Linked DNA regions of Homo sapiens: region 2 is linked to region 1. A link is a loop called in an ENCODE intact Hi-C map of the cell type or tissue named here. Cell type or tissue: K562. All regions are shown on one strand.

Evidence for each region. A loop is a pair of places that touch in the nucleus more often than their neighbours do. Peaks named below come from ENCODE experiments on the same cell type or tissue, not always from the same donor. Only the 100,000 strongest peaks of a DNase experiment are listed, where the experiment ranks them.
Region 2: it touches region 1 in a loop (5-fold over the local background); 1 of 110 quality-filtered maps calls a loop at or near these places.

The regions. Positions count from the first base shown.
Region 1 is chr1:70,749,724-70,753,723 of GRCh38, reverse strand. All of the region lies in intron 5 of LINC01788 (long intergenic non-protein coding RNA 1788), which reads right to left. Among named protein-coding and RNA genes, the nearest start is that of LINC01788, 45 kb to the right of the region's middle. In K562, no CTCF peak of the experiment used is centred here; a DNase peak (open chromatin) is centred at 1,873.
Region 2 is chr1:70,674,288-70,678,287 of GRCh38, reverse strand. No RefSeq gene overlaps it. Among named protein-coding and RNA genes, the nearest start is that of LINC01788, 30 kb to the left of the region's middle. RefSeq lists a cis regulatory region at 1,974-3,390. In K562, a CTCF peak has its summit at 2,389; DNase peaks (open chromatin) are centred at 2,297 and 3,087.

The DNA of each region.
Region 1 (4,000 bases):
TGCACACTGGGGCTCATTATTGAACCACAACAGCTCTGGGGGAATGGGTTAGTTGAACTGGCAAGGAGCAACCCACTCTTGTCATGGGCCTCTGGATTCCTGACAGGAGGGAACCCTTCGACCACCATGGACAATTGAGGTGGCAGGAGGAGCTGCTTAGAGAAGTGGTGGGGCAGCAGGCGAGCTGATGTGAAGCGCAGAGTGGCTGCGGTGTGGTGGTGGGAGTGGCTGTAGTGGAGAAGGGCCAGGGAAGAACATCCCTCTAGGCTCAACTTGCTGCCATAGGAGACTTTAGCCCTAAGGGAACTGACAGATTTGACCTCTGAAGGGCGGTGGAGCACCTCAGATGGGGCTGGTTCAACCTGAGCACTCCTTGGTCTGCTGACCTCTCTAGGGGCCCCAGCCTGGCCATGACTTCTTATAGGGCAGTCTTGGGTTCCCTGAGAATCCACACCATGGCTTCTGTGCCAGCAGACCATCCCTGAGCAGTGAAGAGCTCCAGAGAGGCAGCTTCTAAGGCTGCATACCAACCCACATGCACCCTCCCCATAGTGCAGCTTCCCCTAATCCCATGGCAACTCCCCACATCACTTTACTGATGCATGTCTGCATGGGCAGGTTTTGCTTTACTTGCTCCACCAGCATGTGTGAGTGCAGTACACCTCTCAACCCCACCAGACTGCCACTGCAGAGGGAGCCTTGATGGGAACAGAGCCAGCAAACCCCACCTCAGCCAGTGCCCTGCTCTTGCTCTAACACTGGGAAGAGAACAAGGTATCCTCCCTGAGCCATCACTCCAGCTTGCAGAGCACAGAGAAGGTACCCAGACCTGCACTGGCCAGCACCTTGTCCAAGCCAACTCCACTTCCATGCAACAGCACACACAGTCTTCAGCAGGCCCCCCCGACCTCCGCTTTCCTCCTAAGCTGCCTTGCCTCCCTCACTGTGATTAACATCCACAGGGAGCCAGCCACCACTGCATCCACTAGCACTCTGCTGCAGCTACTGCATCTTGCCACCACCCCCACCCCGAGTGGTGGACTCCAAACCTCAAGGAGCCAGACAACAAAGTCAGGACCCAATACAAGTCCTCCAGAGTTACAGCATGTAGCCCAGGAGTTGGGGGCTGAGCATTGGCCACTTAAAATTTCCCAGAAATGAAGCCAGACAACTGAATCCACCTTATACTACAATCACACCCTCAAGGTCATCAAATAGGATAAAAGAAAAAACATTCAAAGATTAGTAACTATTGCAGGATCTGGCCAGCAGCCCACAATGCAACAGGGCTCTTTCTTTGTTCCCAGGCGGATCGGCAGGTCAAGAAATAATAGACACACACAAGATAGTGAAAGCTGGGTCCAGGGGGGTCACCGCCTTCTAGTCCCGTGATGCCGCCAATGCACTGGATATACCAGCATTTATTATTGAGTTTAGTGAGGGCAGGGGTAGGTTAGTGAGGGATTTAGGGTTGTTTGATTATGAGGTGAGATGGTCACATGAGGATGAAGAAATTCTTTAACATAACATCTGTATGCAGAAGTACAGTATACAGAGATAAGAATTTACAATATAGTGTGTGCATCAGTAATTTCTAACAGAGTCTTAAAATAGAAACACAGTCTTCTCGTAACCTATGACTAGCAAGATATTAATCAGCAGTAACAGTTGCAGCAAAAGCTGGTTACAAACAATCCATAGAAACAGGATGTGAAGCTAGACAACCGGTTAGACCAGAAATTCTCAGAAGGGAGTATGCCTTAACCCTAAAGAGGCCTCGAAGAGCCATGGCAAGATGAGGGCGTTTATAGCCTTATCTTATCCATATGAACAGGCGCCCCTCATGCATCCAATTCTAGGCTCTCCACAAGGGTCACTTTCCATCCCCAGAGCTACAAACATCTGCTTTTCTGGGATAGGAATCTTGGTGATGTGAAACCTCCCTGACTGCAAGTCCGTTCATAGGCTCTCTGCAGGGGGAAGCACATCACATGCTGTTGGCTCATTCTGGCAGTCCAACCTGGCATTGTCTTAACACAATCTTGCATGCGATTTTGTATTTACAATAATCAGGAGCATTTCCTCTTTTATTCCATAGCAATAGTTTCAGGGGGTCTCCCTACAAGTTACCTCAAAGATTGAAGGTAGATAAACCCACAAAGATGAGAAAGAATCAGCAAAAAATTGCTCAAAAAGCCAGAGTGCCTTCTTTCCTCCAAATGACCACATTACCTCTCCAGCAAGTGTTTGGAACTATGCAGAGGCTGAGATGGCTGAAATGACGGAAATAAAATTCAGAATATGGATAGGAATGAAGTTCATTGAGCTCCATGAGTACATTGAAACCCAATGCAAGGAAACTAAAAATCATGATAAAACGTTGCAGGAGTTGACAGACAAAATATCCAGTAAAGAAAAGACAAAATATCCAGTAAAGCTCTGTAACTGACCTGACAGAGCTGAAAAAACACACTACAGGAATATAATAATGTTATCACAAGAATTAATAGCAGAATAGACCAAGCAGAGGAAATAATCTCAGAACTTGAAGACTGGCTTTCTGAAACAAAAGACAGGGAACAAGAATAGAGGAAAAAAGAATGGAAAGGAATGAACAAAATCTCTGAGAAATAACAGGATTATGTACAAAGATTGAATCTATGACCGAATAGACCAAGCAGAGGAAATAATATCAGAGCTTGAAGCCTGGCTTTCTGAAATAAAAGGCAACAATAATAGAGGATAAAAGAATGAAAAGGAATGAACAAAATCTCTGAGAAATAAAGGATTATGTACAAAGATTGAATCTATGACTGATTGGTGTACCTGGAAGAAATGTTGAGAATGGAACCAACTTGGAAAATATATTTCAGGATATCATCCATGAAAACTTCCCCAGCCTAACTAGAGAGGCCAACATTCAAATTCAGGAAATGCCAAGAACCCTGGTCAGATACTTCAAAAGATCATTCTCAAGACACATAATCATCAGATTCTCCAAGGTCTAAATGAAAGAAAAAATTTTAAGGCACCTAGGGAGAATGGTCAGGTCACCTACAAGAGAAGCCCATCAGACTAACAGTGGAACACTTAGCTGAAACCTACAAGCCAGAAGAGACTGGGCACCAGTATTCAACATTCTTAAAGGATGGAAATTCTAAGCCAGAATTTAATGTCTGGCCAAACTAAGCTTCATAAGCAAAGGAGAAATAAAATCCTTTTCAGACAAGCAAATGCTGAGGGAATATGGGAATTTGTTACTTCTAGACCTGCCTTACAAGAGCTCCTGAGGAAGCACTAAATATGGAAAGGAAAAACTGTTACCAGGCATAACAGAAACACACTGAAGTACACAGACCAGTGACACTATAAAGCAACCACACTAAAAAGTCTGCAAAATAACCAGCTAACATCATGATGACAGAATCAAATCCACACATATCAATACTAATCTAAAATATACATGGGCTTAATGACCCAATTAAAAGACACAGAATGGCAGCCTGGGTAAAAAACCAAGACCCACTTGTATGCTGTTGGATTAGTCCATTCTCACACTGGTATAAAGACATATATGAGACTGGGTAATTTATGGAGAAAATAGGCCTAATTTACTCACAGTTCTGCATGTTGTACAGGAGGCATGGCTGGGGAAGCCTTGGAAAACTTACAATCATGGCAGAAGACAAAGGGGAAGTAAGGAACGTCTTCACATGGTGGCAGGAGAGAGAGCAAAGGAAGAAGTGCTACACACTTTTAAACAACCAGATCTCATGAGAACTCACTCATTATCATGAGAACAACAAGAGAACAACCCCCATGATCCCATCACTTCCTACCAGGTCCCTCCTCCAACATTGGAAATTACAATTTGACATGAGATTTGGGTGGGGACACAGAGACAAACCATATCAGCTGTCTTCAAGAGACCCATCTCACATGTAATGACAAATATATGGTAAAAACAAACGGATGGAGAAATAATGTACAAAGCAAATGG
Region 2 (4,000 bases), 75 kb after region 1:
TAAGCACAATTCTAACTAGCTTCCCTTAGCCCTGTCACTGTCCTGTTTCCCTCTTCCTCCTCAGTGTATCTACTTGGGGTCTTTCAATTTTGCCTGCCTGCATATCTTTGCATCTGTGGTGACGCTGATGGAGCCCAGGTGTTTATTCTGTTTCTCTTGATCATGGTAACTACCTCCCCAGTAGCTCCGCTCTTCCATCCCCTCTAACATACTCTTCACTACGGTGGTCCCGCCGTAAAGCTATTGGAAGCACTGCCATAAAGCTATTGGAAGCACCACCGTCCAGCTTAAAAATCCTTAATGGATTCCCGATTACATGCAGAACTGAGAGGTCCTTAGCATGGTATACAAGACCCTTCATTCATTGGCCACTGCTATTCAGATGCCAAGTGAAGAAGAGCAGCCAAGGGGGCTGAGAGCCACGTGTAAGACTTGGTCACAGGTAGCGTGGGGATAACTTCTGGCTTTGTGCAGATATCTAATGTGGTGAGTGGCCCTCGGAGGCTGTGGACGTCTGGTCTTCTTGAGCCTTTGAGAAGGTAAAGAGTCAATAGAATTAGGAAAAGCTGTTCTTTCTTGGCCTACCAGAGTTCTAGCATCAAAAATTGAACGGTTTTATCATTTTACAATCATTTTATTTTTTATCAAAAAAGTATAAAATTTTTATTAAATATAAATTCATGAGAGTTTTTTCAATCCCCAAAACCCAGTAACTTTTATTGCTTTACTAGAAAAAGTATTATATTGGGATTATTTTGAAAATTGCATGCCAATACCTAACACTGTTGTCTTGTTAGTTTCCTTGAGGTTTATTGAGAATATATTGGAATAATTTTAAATATTTTATTACAGAAGTTTTTATATATATAGGCAAATTTCAAAACAACATCATGGAACATTTAAAAGCTCAGAAATAATTTGAGGCAAGGTTTAAGCAAATAAAATCACTTCGTAATATCATTTTAACAAAATTATTCAACTTTTCTCCAAAAGAAAAGTGCAATATCATTTCCTTTGTCTTTTTTTACCTTTTAATTTAGGTTCAGGGGTACATGTCCAGGATGTTCAGGTTTGTTACATAAGTAATGTGTGTCAAGGGGGTTTATTGTACAGATTATTTCATCATCTAGGTATTAAGCCTAGTATTCATTAGTTATTTTTTCCTGATCCTCCTTTTTCTTTTTGTTGTTGATTTTTGTTAAGTATATAGAGGCAAAGAAGATAGAAATCAGAACATGATATCTTGAATATTCTCCATTATTCTATAACATGGTCCTTATTTTATTTTGGCTTATCTTGTCATGTTTCTAAGGCAGATACTTCATGTTAATTGTAGATTTTCCATAGATGGCAAAATGGATTTTTTTTAAATGATACATGGTAGCTCCATCTTCCTGCAGGTCACAAGGCAACCTGAGGGTATTGGGTAACCTGTGGCTATAATATAAAGTATATGAATTTAAATTATAAACTTATACTTTAGGGATTGACGAATTAGCATTGGCTTAAATTTTGTTAAAATTATGCTTAAGAGTAATATAAAAGTAATATTCTCTTTGTAAGGCAGGAAAGCAGGCCAAGGGACTCAACAGCCTCTCATTGGAGTTTTCTCTCTGATTATCCCAGTACTTCACTCTCGCTCAAAACGGTTACACCAACCACTCTTATAGCATAACCATAACTTAATGTAATATGAATAACCATATTAGCCACAGGAAAGACATTACACATATAAAATTACAGGAAAGCTGTTCCCTTACCAATAGTAAGAACATCTAGCCTTCCCCATCAGGATGCTTCAGCTACAACTGGAAGAATAACAGACTAAAAGTAGTTCAACAATAGGAGTTTAGTAAGTCATATAAACCAAGTCTGGTAGTAGAAAGTTTTAGGGAAATCCAGCCCTTCAAAGAACAATCGGGGACCTAGGCTTGTTCTTTCTTTTTTCTCTACTCTCTTTGGAATGCTTGCAAAGTGTCTCTTCATAGTTGCAAAATTGATGTTATGCTTCTAACTATAATCATCATGTTCACACAAGATGATAGCCAAAGAGAAAAGAAAAGTCCGTTTTCTCTCTCTCTCCACCTTCCCCCTTTCCTCGACTCTCAGTATAATGGAAGGTGTAAGGACTAAAATAAAGGCCAAATATTATGTATTGGTTTGACATCTCATGAAAATGTTAGAGCCTCCTATGGCCCAACTAAAATTCTTCCTCCCCACTCTGCTCCCACAGATAAGGTCCCCTAGCGAAAAGACCCTCCTTATCAAGGTGACCAGACACAGCTCCTATTCACGCTTGAGTATCAGGTTTCAGTTCCCTGACAGCCCACAGGATTATTCAAACAAGCCCGTCACATACCCCCTCAGGAACCAGGGGAGAACCACATCCTGTTGATATGACAAAGCCTGCCCCCTACTACCCCTAGCTGTTCGCCGTGGTCCCAAATGCAACACCTTCCCATGTGGCCATGTGTGGCATGGGCTCCCCTCCACTCCCCTCCTCCTCCCCTAGAGCTATGAGTATATGTGGCCAATAAACTGCTGCAAATCTCACCTGCCCAGCTGTCTTTATATCCCTAGAGAGGGAATTCCTCACTCTCTTGCCAAGGGAGTGAATTGAAGCCAATTTTAAAAATCCTGGAAGGAAATCATTCCCTGAATTTCCTCAGAAAACTTCTATTTTCTTATGTCTCATCTACCAGAAAAAAATCAGAGTCAGCCCAGAGCTAGTCACCAGCAAAGAGGACTGTAATGATTATGACTGGCTTAGACTAGTCAGGCAGCACCCTCTGCAAGGTGCACAGAGCTGCCTGCCATCAGGACACAATTGGGGCTCTGTTAGGGAAGAAGAGGGGAGGCCCTCACACTCACCTTTTAGTATTACTAGGATTGTCTCTGCAAAGGCACAGTTAGAAGCACTGTCAGGTCTGCTTCTAACACGGGAAGTCTGGATCTTTTCATTCTGCCTGTCCCTGTAGTGGGTGTAGTAGTAAATCAAAGGTGAATGGCTGCCAAGGGGATGCAAAGAGGGATAGGCGATATCAGTATAAACACTCTGTTTGCATTTAATCCAGTCAACCTCTATGTGTGAAAGATATTAGCCTCACTCTGCTGATGGAGAATTAAAGCTTTGCACTAAGTTCAAGGGCACCACATACTAAGTAGTGGATTTGGGATTCAAATGTGGGTCTGTCTGACCACAGAGCTTAAGCTCTCTTGTCACTACACAGATCAGGTGGGCTGAGGCATGAATCTCAATGTCACAGGAGGCTGCTGAAGGCGAGGAAATAAGCTGCTGACACTAGAAAACTTGCTTTAGTAGCATGAAATCTAACCAAATGAGGCCCTGGGGGTTTCTTTGGGACAAGGAAATAAGAACCCACTGGAGCAAAGTGAGTTTTCTACATAGATATATCGAACTTACAAGCCAGCTCTCAGTCATCTGGGAACTGATTACACAATCTGAAGATTAAAATTCACCTCTGCTTCCTCTTCTACCTGAGCCCTACATTTTGGTCATTCTCCTAAACAGAAAAGAAGTACATAAATATGCTACTCAAATCAGTCACCTTGGTAATCGATTAATAGATTTGATAAATTTTCTCTAAGGGAGAAGAGTTCATGTAAATCGCTTTGAGGATATCTATGGATTCTGAGTCATAGCTTTTTTAAAGCGGATATAATGTGTTTATTTTAATTCAATAATTCTAGTCTTTGTTCCAGTATTTTAAATCATTTCTTTTCAAAGCTCTCATTTGAATCTACTTCATAACAGAATTAGTAAAGTAAACGAGAAGATAAAGAAGTAAGCATATTTGTGTAATCAAATTAAATTATGTATGATTTTAAAATAAAAAAGACAAAGCTAAGTGTAGTAGGCTGAATAATGGCTCCTATAGAGACCCACATTGTAATCCCTGGAACCTGTGAATGTTGCCTTATAGAGCAAATGAGATTTTGCAGATGTGATTAATTTAAGGATCTTGAGTTGGGGAGAGCA